2 separate regions of the Homo sapiens genome follow, and region 2 is linked to region 1. The links are chromatin contacts, found by Hi-C in ENCODE. All regions are on one chromosome and are shown on one strand. Each heading gives the region's core, a stretch centred on a gene start or an enhancer-like site at or near the end of the contact. The rest is flanking DNA. Distances are from core to core; before and after follow the strand shown. Region 1 holds the start of UXS1 (UDP-glucuronate decarboxylase 1). Region 2 holds the start of LIMS1 (LIM zinc finger domain containing 1).

Region 1 (5,390 bases), core at 349-2,848:
TGGGTTCAAATTTTGGCCCTCCTTCTCTTACTATCTGTGTGATCATCCATAAATTTCCTAATCTCTCTTGGCCTTAACTTCCTCACCTCTAAAATAGGAATCATTATAGTACCGATTTCCCAGGGTTGCTCAATGATTGAGACAATGGCACTAAGAATCATGACTCACACAGTTAAGCACTCAACAAATGTAGGTAGTATTACTGCCATAATAATAGTTATTCAACTTTAAATGGTCTTTCCTCTTGGGTCTCAGCTTTCTTACTCAAGATTGACCACACACACACTTTAGACTAGTTCTTCCTCCCTTGCAAAACTACACACATCTAACACCCATCCGACGCCTGAAACCTCCCCTAGCAACCCGGAGTCCTGCTGGGGTTTTCCAGCTCCACCTCCTGAACAGCTGGGCTGTAGCACACAGGCTGGATCTACTCATACTTGCCTTCCTAGAGCTCAACTGAAGTCACTTCAGACAAGTGAAGTACCCACTCACCTCTGGAATCAGATCTTGGTAACGCCAACAGGTTAGCAGGTGATTTCATTTCAGTGTGTGTCTGGGTGGCTAGCATTCAAACGCAGCTCACACTGGGAGCTATTTCTAGTCCAATTTTGCTACTTGGTAACGTATTAATAGCATCAATTAAAACATTCCCAACGAATAGATCTTTAAAAGGACGGTTTCTGACTTCCCTAACAAGCAGAGGGCCGACCACCTGCCTGCGAAGTGCCCCTCCTGCCCTGTCTCCAGGCAGCATGCTGTGAGCGATGACAGAAACTGGACCCGCGCACAGAGAAGCTGCAGGCACGCCCTGCCCGGCCACCCAGCTGCCTGCCTGCTTCGCCCGGCCGCCGAGCCCCGGGGGAAAACCTAGAATGGGGATGCCGGTGCGCCCCGACACCTGGGCACGGCCGCGGGCCGGGGAGCCGCCCACACTTGGCTCCCCAAGAGTTAAACGCTGAGTAATTTTCCTGAGGAGCAAACAGTCGGAGCGGGGGCTCTGCCAATGGCCACAGTATTTTTATCCGACTTAACCGACACCGCGGCGCGACCTCGGCTGTCCCCAAGGGTATCCCCACGCGGCACGCTCCGGAGTCCCCGACCGGGACCCTCGCCGGCTCCCAGCGCGACATGGACGACAGCGCCGCCGCCGAGTCCCCCGCGCCCGGGCAGGAGGCAGAGACCTGGGGCCGCCCGAGGACTGCTAGGGGCCCCTCCGCCCGGGGTCCGCGCCCGGGCCTAAGCGGTAGGGGGTGTGCGCCCAAGTTGGCCCGCTTTGCTGCAAGAGTGGAAAGGGGTGGGAGCAGAAAGCGCCGGCCCCGCCCGGGGCGGGGAGCAACGCGGGGCTGCAGGGCCGCCTCGGGGCCCCGAACCACCGCCGCCCGGCCCACCGCGGCGCCGGGGAATGAATGGGGCTCCCCAGCTGGCAGCGGGCGCGCACTCACAGGCGACGTAGGCCAGCAAGGCGATGCCCAGCAGCAGCTTCATCCTCCTGCGGTTGACGGCAGACACGAGGCGCAGCAGCGCCTTGCTCACCATCCCCGGGAGCCGCGCGGGTCCAGGGCCCTACCGCGCGGGGGCCCGCCTGCTGCACAATGCGCGGCGGCGGCGGCGGCAGCGGCCCCGAGAGCCCCGCCTCCTGCCGCCGCGCGCCCCCGCCCCCGCGCGCCTGCTTCCTGCTGGCGGGATCACCGCGCAGGCGCGCCTCCACCCCCTTCCTCCGGCTCCGCCCCCGCCCCTCCGGCTTCTCTACCCGCAGGCGCAGTTGCCGCCTTTCTTGCCTTGGTTTTCGAAGAATGTGACCTGGAGGGCTGGTGGGCGGTGCGGCGCGCCGCGGCGCATGCGCGTTCCGGTCTGTTTTCCCTGAGTTAAAGCGCGCGGGTGCCAGCCGGGAGGTGCGGCTGGATTCGTTTCGCTGAGGTGCGTCCCCAACCCAAGGGCACGACTGCAGTGGCCAGTTTCCGAGCCCCGCCCGGAGGGGGGCACGCGGTGGGCATTCCGGTGTTGCAGTGAAACGAAACTTATTTGCTAAACTTGGCCGAGCCTTAGAAGTTGAATGCCTGCCTCAGAAAGTTGCCTCGTTCTCTGGGCTGTTTAGTTGGCTTTTTTTAGTTAGAATATCGGCAGCGAAAATGATAAATCCCCTAAACCTTGCCGAAGTAAAAACTGGCTGCGTTTTTTTTCCTTGGCTATGATCAACTGGGGTGCCTTTGTTTTAATAATAGTCTTTTATTATTATTTTAAAAAGCAGTGCTAAGTATATTAATTTAGGATAGACTTGGAAAAGAAAAGATGAAATTGCGCTGTCTCTGCCTAGAGAAAAACCCTGACCATGTTGTCGTGTGTGTTTCATTCAATCTTTTTGTTGAGTATATCTGTTTTATGAGTGCTGTACTGATTGCATAGGAGGTACCTGTGTTTAAAAAGCATTTACTGAATGATGATTACAAGCAAGGAGATGTATCAGAAGATCCACAGATAATCGGAAGCTTGTCATTGGATCTGGAGAGAGCTGGTCCCATGGAGGAAAAAAAGACAGGTACACACAGATGTGTGTGATGCCACATTAAGAGAGATCCCGGATTTGGGATCTGCAGGCTTCAAGAGGTCATCTTCAGCTATACGGAGAAGTTGAAGTCAGCAGCGGCTCTCCTACCTCTTGGAACCTCAGGCCATTTTGCAAAACTTAATAGATCACCCTCCTTTAGATTTATTAGAAACCTCCAAGAAAAGGAAATATGGCAGCTGGTACTAAAGCAGCAGCTTTATGTTACATCTTTCAAACTATAGTGCAAATGATGTGATTCTGATAAAACCTACCTCCATCCTACCCCTCCCCTAAACCTGTTGAGAATCCCTGACTAGGAGGAAACACTGAGCGGTTTGCTAAGGCGGATTGCCCCTGCTATGCATGCTGCCCATAGATGGAGTGGACTTCTTTCGAGAAGCCCAGCTCCCTGACTCTGACGTGTCCAAGGAGGCTGCCAAGTGACAAAACACCTGGCATGGGAGCCTGAGTCCTGGGTTCCCAGAGGGGCCAGGCCCCCAGAGCACACCAGTTTGGAACAAATCGATTTTGTTTGTAAGTCTGCATTTCCTCGTGGCTTTCTGGCTATGGTTTTTGAAAAGAGAACTAGAGCAAGTGGAGCTCTAGGCCTTTCCCATTCCATGACTCCGTGGTTTTTAGATTAAAGATGAGGAGCAGAAATGGAAGAAAATAATAGTTCATTAACATTTGACCTATGGGCAAAATCAGACTGAAGCTTCTAGGCGGATTTCAAGCATTTTAGGTTTTAGGTAGGGTTTAGTTGATAGGTATCCTATTAGACGACAAAGGTCAGAAATTGTGGGGTATTTGCCATTTCTGTACTAAACTCCTTAAGCCCAGCATTCCCAGTTAGCATTTTTTTCTGCTGCTGGACACTACTGCCAACTTCTGCCCTGTGGGATTAAGTATATGGAAATACCGTTAGCAGCTGCAGTTGAAATAGCTGCTGCTGTCATTATTGCCACCCAGAAGGCGGTTGGTGTCCCAGGACACTGGTGTCTTGCTCAGCCGCAGCCAGAATTAAAAAGTAAGCAATAGTAAGTGTGCACCCAGTGGAGGTAAGAAGGCCTGAGGGAGGGAGATGCCAAAGAGACCCTCCAAGCTCCTCCGGGGATCTTGGGCGTAGGCAGCACCATTTCCCTGTGCTCCTTGCCTCTCTTGTTTCTTCCCAGACCCCCTTGTTTCTTCCCAGCCCATCCCCACTTCCCCCGCAGGTTCTGGGCTCATCCCTCCCTGCTCCCTCCCCTTACTGTCAACCCCCTCATATTTCCAGTGGATAGGTTAACAACAATATTTTTGAGCGATTACATATTTTTGAACAAGTTACAAAGGTAGTGTTTTTGACACTCAGGGTAATTAAAAAATGAATTGTAATATGACTTCTAAAGTGTTTAAAGCCTAAGGAGTGGAGAAAATTAACATTTATAAACCTCTACAATGTGCCAGGGACTGTTATGCAATGCACTTTCATTGTTACCTCATTGATATGGTTTGGCTCTATGTCCCCACCCAAATTGTAATCCCCACATGTCAAGGGAAGGACCTGATGAGAGGTGATTGGATCATGGAGGTGGTTTTCCCTATGCTGTTCTCATGATGGTAAGGGAGTTCTCATGACAGCCAATGGCATTTTTTTTTTTGAGACGGGGTCTCACTCTGTTGCCCAGGCTGGAGTGCAATGGCACAATCTCAGCTTACTGCAACCTCTGCCTCCCGGGTTCAAGTGATCATCCTGCCTCAGCCTCCCAAGTAGCTGGGATTACAGGCGCCCGCCACCACGCCTGGCTAATTTTTGTATTTTTAGTAGAGATGGGGTTTCACCATGTTGGTCAGGCTGGTCTTGAACTCCTGACCTCAGGTAATCCACCCGCCTTGGCCTCCCAATGTGCTGGGATTACAGGTGTGAGCCACCACACCCGGCCGGTTTTAAAAGTGTTTGGAAGTTTCTCCTTCACGGCATTTCTCTCCTCTCCCCTGCCGCCATATGAGGAAGGTCCTTGCTTCCCCTTCACCCTCTGCCATGATTGTAAGTTTCCTGAGGCCTCCCCAGCCATGCGGAACTGTGAGTCCATTAAACCTCTTTCCTTTATAAATTAGCTAGTCTCCAGCAGTTCTTTATAGCAGTGTGAAAACTACTAACACACTCATTTAATTCTTGCAACAGCCCTGTGGGGCAGGGTTGCCATTGTTGCTGCTCTTTAAAAAAAAAAAAAAAAAAAAAAATTTTAAATTAATTTTTAAATCAACAAAAATTGTATATATTTATGATGTATCATATGAGGTTTTAATATATGTATAGATGGTGGAATAGCTAAAACTAGTTTGCTTCCACCTTTTGGGTATTGTGAATAATGCTGCTGTGAACACAGGTGTACAAATATCTCTTTAAGACCCCACTTTCAGTTCTTTTGGGTACATTACCCAGAAGTGGAATTTTTGGCTCATAAGGTAGTTGTGTGTTTAATTTTTTTGGGAACTTCTATACGGTCTTCCTTAAGGGCTGTACTGATTTACATTGCTGCTGTCATTAATAGATGAGGAAACTGAGGCTCTGAACATTTGATAAGTGTCCCAACACTTGGTAGGTGGCAGGGTTACCAGTTACTTGGCTTGGTAAGTAACAGGGTTACCAGTCACAGAGCTGGGAGTGTAGGGCTGGAATTTTAAGCCATGATTTTCCCTGTGTGAGGATGCTTTTCTGGAGTTGAGTGCAGACTTGCACAGAAATGACTATCACTCATAGCAAAATGTGGTGAGTGGTCACTGTGGGACAGGGTCGCATGAATGGCTAAGGAATTTCACAACAGGAAGGTATGCTTCCAGGTCATGGACTGTGGTTTGC
Region 2 (5,121 bases), core at 1,622-4,121, 2.3 Mb after region 1:
GTGTTAGCCAGGACGGTCTCAATCTCCTGACCTCATGATCTGTCTGCCTTGGCCTCCCAGAGTGCTGGAATTACAGGCCTGAGCCACCGCGCGGCCATTTTCAATTTTAAAAAACTTTTTTATTACAGAAATGTTCACATATACACTAAAGTAGACAAGCTAATATAAAGAATGTAATGTATTTATGAGGTAGTTTCAAGTTATCAACCCACATTCCCCACCCCTACATTTTAAAGTAAATTTCAGTGATGTCATTTAGTGTACAGATAGTTGCCTAGGGACCTTTAAAATTTGTTCTTTCTTTTTTCTTTTTTTTTTTTTTTTGAATCGGGGTCTCACTCTGTCACCCAGGCTGCAGTGCAGTGGTGCAATTATAGCTGGCTGGAACTACAGGTGCACGCCACCATGCCCAGCTAATTTTTAATTTTTTTTTTTTGTAGAGACAAGGCAGGGGGGTCTCCCTTTTCTTCCCAGGCTGGTCTTGGACTCCTAACCTCAAGGGATCCTCCTGCTTCGACCTCCAAAAGTGCTGGGATTACAGGTGTGAGCCACCATGCCCAAATTTGTACATTCTTTTGGTGTACATATAAGAATACATTTGTAAGATAAATTCCAAAATATGAATATCTTGGGTCAAAGAAGAGCTGAATTTTACATTGATAGCTATTGCCCACTTGTTCTTTACAAAGCGTGTATGGATTTATACTCCTATCAACAATAAATTAGCCAGGCATGCTGACGTGCACTCGTAAACCCTGCTATTCAAAAGGATAGTTGAAGTCCAAGAGTTCAAGACCAGTGTGGGTAACATAGAGAGGCCTCCTCTAGGGGAGGAAAAAAGGGTTTCCCTATATCCTCATCAAAACAATATATAGTCAAACTTTTCATCTTTGCATTTGTGAAAAATTGTATTTTATTTTTGTTTTATGATACTTTAAGAAATCATTTGTATTTTTCTGTAGAAACCTGTTTTTCTCTGAGTTGAACATTTTTGTACTGATTTTTTTAATAATTAGAACTTTTTTAATAATTTAGAACTTTTTGTCATACATTTTACAAATATTTTTCTTGGTTGGGGTTTGTTATATTTATTTGCTATGCAGAAAATTTAGATTTCTATGTAGTTACATTTATCAATTTTTATTTATTTATTTAGAGACAGAGTCTTGCTCTGTCGCCCAGGCTGGACTGCAATGGCGCGATCTCGGCTCACTGCAACCTCTGTCTCCCAGGTTCAAGTAATTCTCCTGCCTCAGCCTCCCAAGTAGCTGGGATTACAGGAACCCCGCCACCACAACCGGTGAAATTTTTGTATTTTTATTAGAGACGGGGTTTCACCATGTTGGTCAGGCTGGTCTCAAACTCCTGACCTCAGGTGATCCACTCACCTCAGCCTCTCCAAGTGCTGGGATTACACGCGTGAGTCACCGTGCCCGGCCTACATTTATCAATTTTTAATTTTATGGTTTATATGCTCTTTGAAAAGTCTCTCACCACTCCAACCTTACTTTTGTTTTTTTCCCTTGTTTTCTTCTGGTATTTTCATAACCTCTCTCTTTTTTTTTTTTTTTTTTTTTGTTTTTTGAACATTTAACTATTTGCTTTGTTTGGAATTTACTTTCATGTGAGGACATCAAATAGATCCAGTGTTTTCCTCCGACATGCCTCGACTGGCAGGAGACCAAAGTTTTCATTCTATTACTAGAGAGTAGCTATAGTTACAGAATCAGGTATCCTGAGAGAGATCATTTATGCCCAGGATGAATAACTTGTCTTATCTATTAAATCTATTAAATCCTTTGGAGATTTCACTTTTTTTTTTTTTTTTTTTTGGGACGGAGCCTGTTACCTAGGCTGGAGTGCAGTGGCGCGATCTCCCAGCTCACCACAAGCTCCGCCTCCCAAGTTCAAGCGATTCTCCTGCCTCAGCCTCTCGAGTAGCTGGGATTACAGGCATGTGCCACCACCACGCCCGGCTAATTTTGTATTTTTAGTAGAGACGGGGTTTCTCCATGTTGGTCAGGCTGGTCTCGAACTCCTGACCTCAGGTGATCCGCCTGCCTCAGCCTCCCAAAGTGCTGGGATTACAGGCGTGAGCCACTGCGCCGGCCCCAAAATTTCAGGTTTTGATAGACGGAATGGGTGAAGAAAATGAGAGCTAGCAAGGAAGAACAGGATGCAGAGGCAAGACTGGAAACTCTCCAAGAAAGGTTAACTTTTCTTAACTCACAAGTTAAACAAAGGCTGCAGGCTCCATGCGGAGCTCAGGCACCCAGCGGTGACCGATCCAGACCAGGTCCTCCCGGAAGCCCGGCCTGCCCGACAGAGCCTTACCACAGAGCCCCCTCAGGCGTCCTCGCCAGGACGGGGCGGAACCCTGTGTAGCTCCCACCCCCGGGACGAAGGCCGCTGCCAGGGCCGCGCAGCCACGCGAGTGGAATCAGAGGAGCCTCGAGGCAAGGAGAGCCGGGCCCCGCTCCCTGCGCCCGTCACCGCCATCCTTGTTGTAGGGAACTCGGCCCCCGAGCCGCCGCCGCGCTCCGTGGGCTCCCAATGAGCCCCTACCCCAGCCACCCGCTGCGTTTGCGCCAGCCTCCCAGACTAGCCTGGGGTGCTGAAATGGGGGCGGGCCCGAGCCACGGGTTGGGGCGGGGTCTGATGCGCGCCCCGCCCCGCAACGCCCCGCCCCCCCGCGCCTACCTCTCCAGTCCGCGCCCTTCGGCGCCCGCCCCGCCAGTCCCCGCCCCTCCTTGCCCAGCCGCTCCCGCCCCTCCCCCGCCTTCCCGCGCGGCCCGCCTCGCCTTCCCCCCCCTCCCGCGCCCCCGCGCGGCCGGCCCCTGGCCTTCCTCCCCTTCCTGCTCCGGGCCCGCCAGTAGCCGGCCGCGGCGGCGAGGGACTAGGACGCGGCTGGAGCGGCGCCGGGAGACGAGGGGCTGAGAGACGGCGGCGGCCGAAAGCGGAGAGATGCTGGGCGTGGCGGCCGGGATGACCCACAGGTACGGGCCGCACCGCGCGGCCCCCGCCACGTCCGCCCCGCAGCTCCCGGCGGGCCTTCGGGCCGGGCCGGGCCGGGCCTGGCGCGGGCGGGCGGCCGGGCTTTCCCCGCGGCCTCCCCCGGTCGGCCGGAGCCCCGACCCCCAGCGCTCGGGTGGCGGCGTGGCTGCGTCCGGGCCCGCGGAGGAGACGGCTGCTGTTCACTCCCGGGTGTCCGCGGTGGCACAGGCGCTGACGCCGCCCCGCTGCTCCGAGAGTTCCATAAGACAAATCAGTATTTGCCGAGCTAATCATTTATCTTCTAGCAGTAGGGATCAGCGGGTCGCAGACGTCTTGGTCTCAGGACCCCTCTTGGGACTAGAGGACCTGGAATGGTGGCTATCTCCATAGACTGTACTAGAAAGGAAAACCGAGACACTGAAGTTACTATTAACTCATTGAATAAATCCGTGGTATGTTAACGTACATACCACATTTTTATGCAACATAGGGTTTTGCTAAAACAAAAGAGTTCGTGGGACGACTGGCGTCCTTTACAGTTTGCGAATCTCTTGAGTTGTCTGACTTAGTAGAGACAACTACGTTCTCCCATCTCCTTTGCAGTTCAGTCTGTTGCGGTATGTTTTTATATGAAGAAAATCTGATCTTACACAGATGTGTAGTTGGAAAAGTGAGTACTGTCTTAATAGCTGTTTCAGATAATTATGGGTATTCTTTATTACTACACCAAAACTACGTAAGTGGAAGTTTCTCAAAGGCTGGTTTGGACGTGGAATCTGAAGCTACTGTCAGCGGACTTTTCACACAGTTTCGTTAAAATTCCTTGGTCTGTCTTGCAGTTTGAATGCAGCTAAAGCTCCTGTCAGTGGCCTTTGCACACAGTTACGTTAAAATTCCTTGGTCTGTCTTGCAGTTTGAATGCAGCTGTTACCCATTGTAACACCATATATTTGTCGTTTGGAAGATATTGGCTCACTGAGTTTGGCAGATCTCAAGCTGACGCATTTCATTAATAGCGCCGAATAACATTCGTTACCATCGCTATTGATTTCATTAGGAAAGTCTTTATGTTAAAAGCCGTCAGATACAAGGTGGTGTTTACAAGTTTTCCAAAATTCTCATTTTCGGTTGAAAGCTTGCTTTTTATCATTGGGAGCAAAATATTGTCAATTGTTTTCCTCAAAGTGACAGACTCACTTTGTTCAGTTTCAAGGAAGTGTCCGGCAATACAGGTTTAAATAACCCTAGTTTGTCAGTTGTTCTTTCCCGTAAAAATGGTATTTCATGACACAAGCAAGTTAATTCAGCTCATCGCTCTATTACAGAAGTGCACGCCTGCCATTTGGTCACAAGTAACAAAAAAGAGTCAAAGCTCAAGATTTGATAACAATAATTTGTACTCCTTCATCATGGACTTTTTTCCTTAAAAAAAAGTATTGACTAGTAAGTTGATATAAAATTTAAAGTATTTGTGAGATATTAAGAATAACGGATATGTAGTGTAATAAAGGAGATAATAGTTTCCTTTTAAGACCTTCAAACCTCTCTGGTCCAGTGTCTCTCCGCATCCTATCCCCTTCCCATCCTGAATTTACCATTAGTAATTTACTTTTTGGAGGGAGAGTAATAAGTTCATTCAAATTATTGTGCATCCGTAACCATCATACATGTCCAGAAATCTTTATCTTACAAAACTGAAACTCTGTACCTATTAAACAATAATTCTCCATTCCCCTCCTCCCGCCAGTCCCTGGCAGCCATCATTTTAATTTCTGTCTATGACTTTGACTACTGCTGGTACCTCATATCTCATGTAAGTGGAATCATACGCTATTTGTTGTGCATGTCATAGTTTGTTCCTTTTTGTTGCTCAGTAGTGCTCCATGGTATGGATGTACAGCAGTTTAACTGTTCACATGTTTGAAGGACATTCAGGCTGTTAGTTTTGGGCTATTAAGAAAGCTACTACGAACAAATAGACAGGTGTTTGTTGTTGTTTTTGAGACAGTGTCTTGCTTAGTCACCCAGACTGGAGTGGAATGCAGTAGCATGATCATGACTTACTGCACCCTAGACCTCCCAGGCTGAAGCAATCCTTCCACCTCAGTCCCCCAAGTAGCTGGGACT

Evidence for each region. A loop is a pair of places that touch in the nucleus more often than their neighbours do. Pooled maps may share reads with other maps.
Region 2: a pooled map shows a loop between it and region 1 (10-fold over the local background). The contact joins the promoter of LIMS1 here to the promoter of UXS1 in region 1. A Hi-C loop is called at or near these places in 5 of 50 pooled maps.

Annotation. Positions count from the first base shown.
Region 1 is chr2:106,192,703-106,198,092 of GRCh38, forward strand. It overlaps UXS1 (UDP-glucuronate decarboxylase 1), which reads right to left and starts at 1,599. Exons shown (of 15, transcript NM_001253875.2): 1 at 1,446-1,599. The coding sequence starts at 1,539. RefSeq lists an enhancer at 692-741 and a silencer at 1,072-1,681.
Region 2 is chr2:108,531,599-108,536,719 of GRCh38, forward strand. LIMS1 (LIM zinc finger domain containing 1) reads left to right here and starts at 2,872. Exons shown (of 10, transcript NM_001193483.3): 1 at 2,872-2,996. The coding sequence starts at 2,965. GCC2-AS1 (GCC2 antisense RNA 1) reads right to left here and starts at 2,621. Exons shown (of 3, transcript NR_135290.1): 1 at 2,231-2,621. RefSeq lists silencers at 1,735-2,029, 2,518-3,117.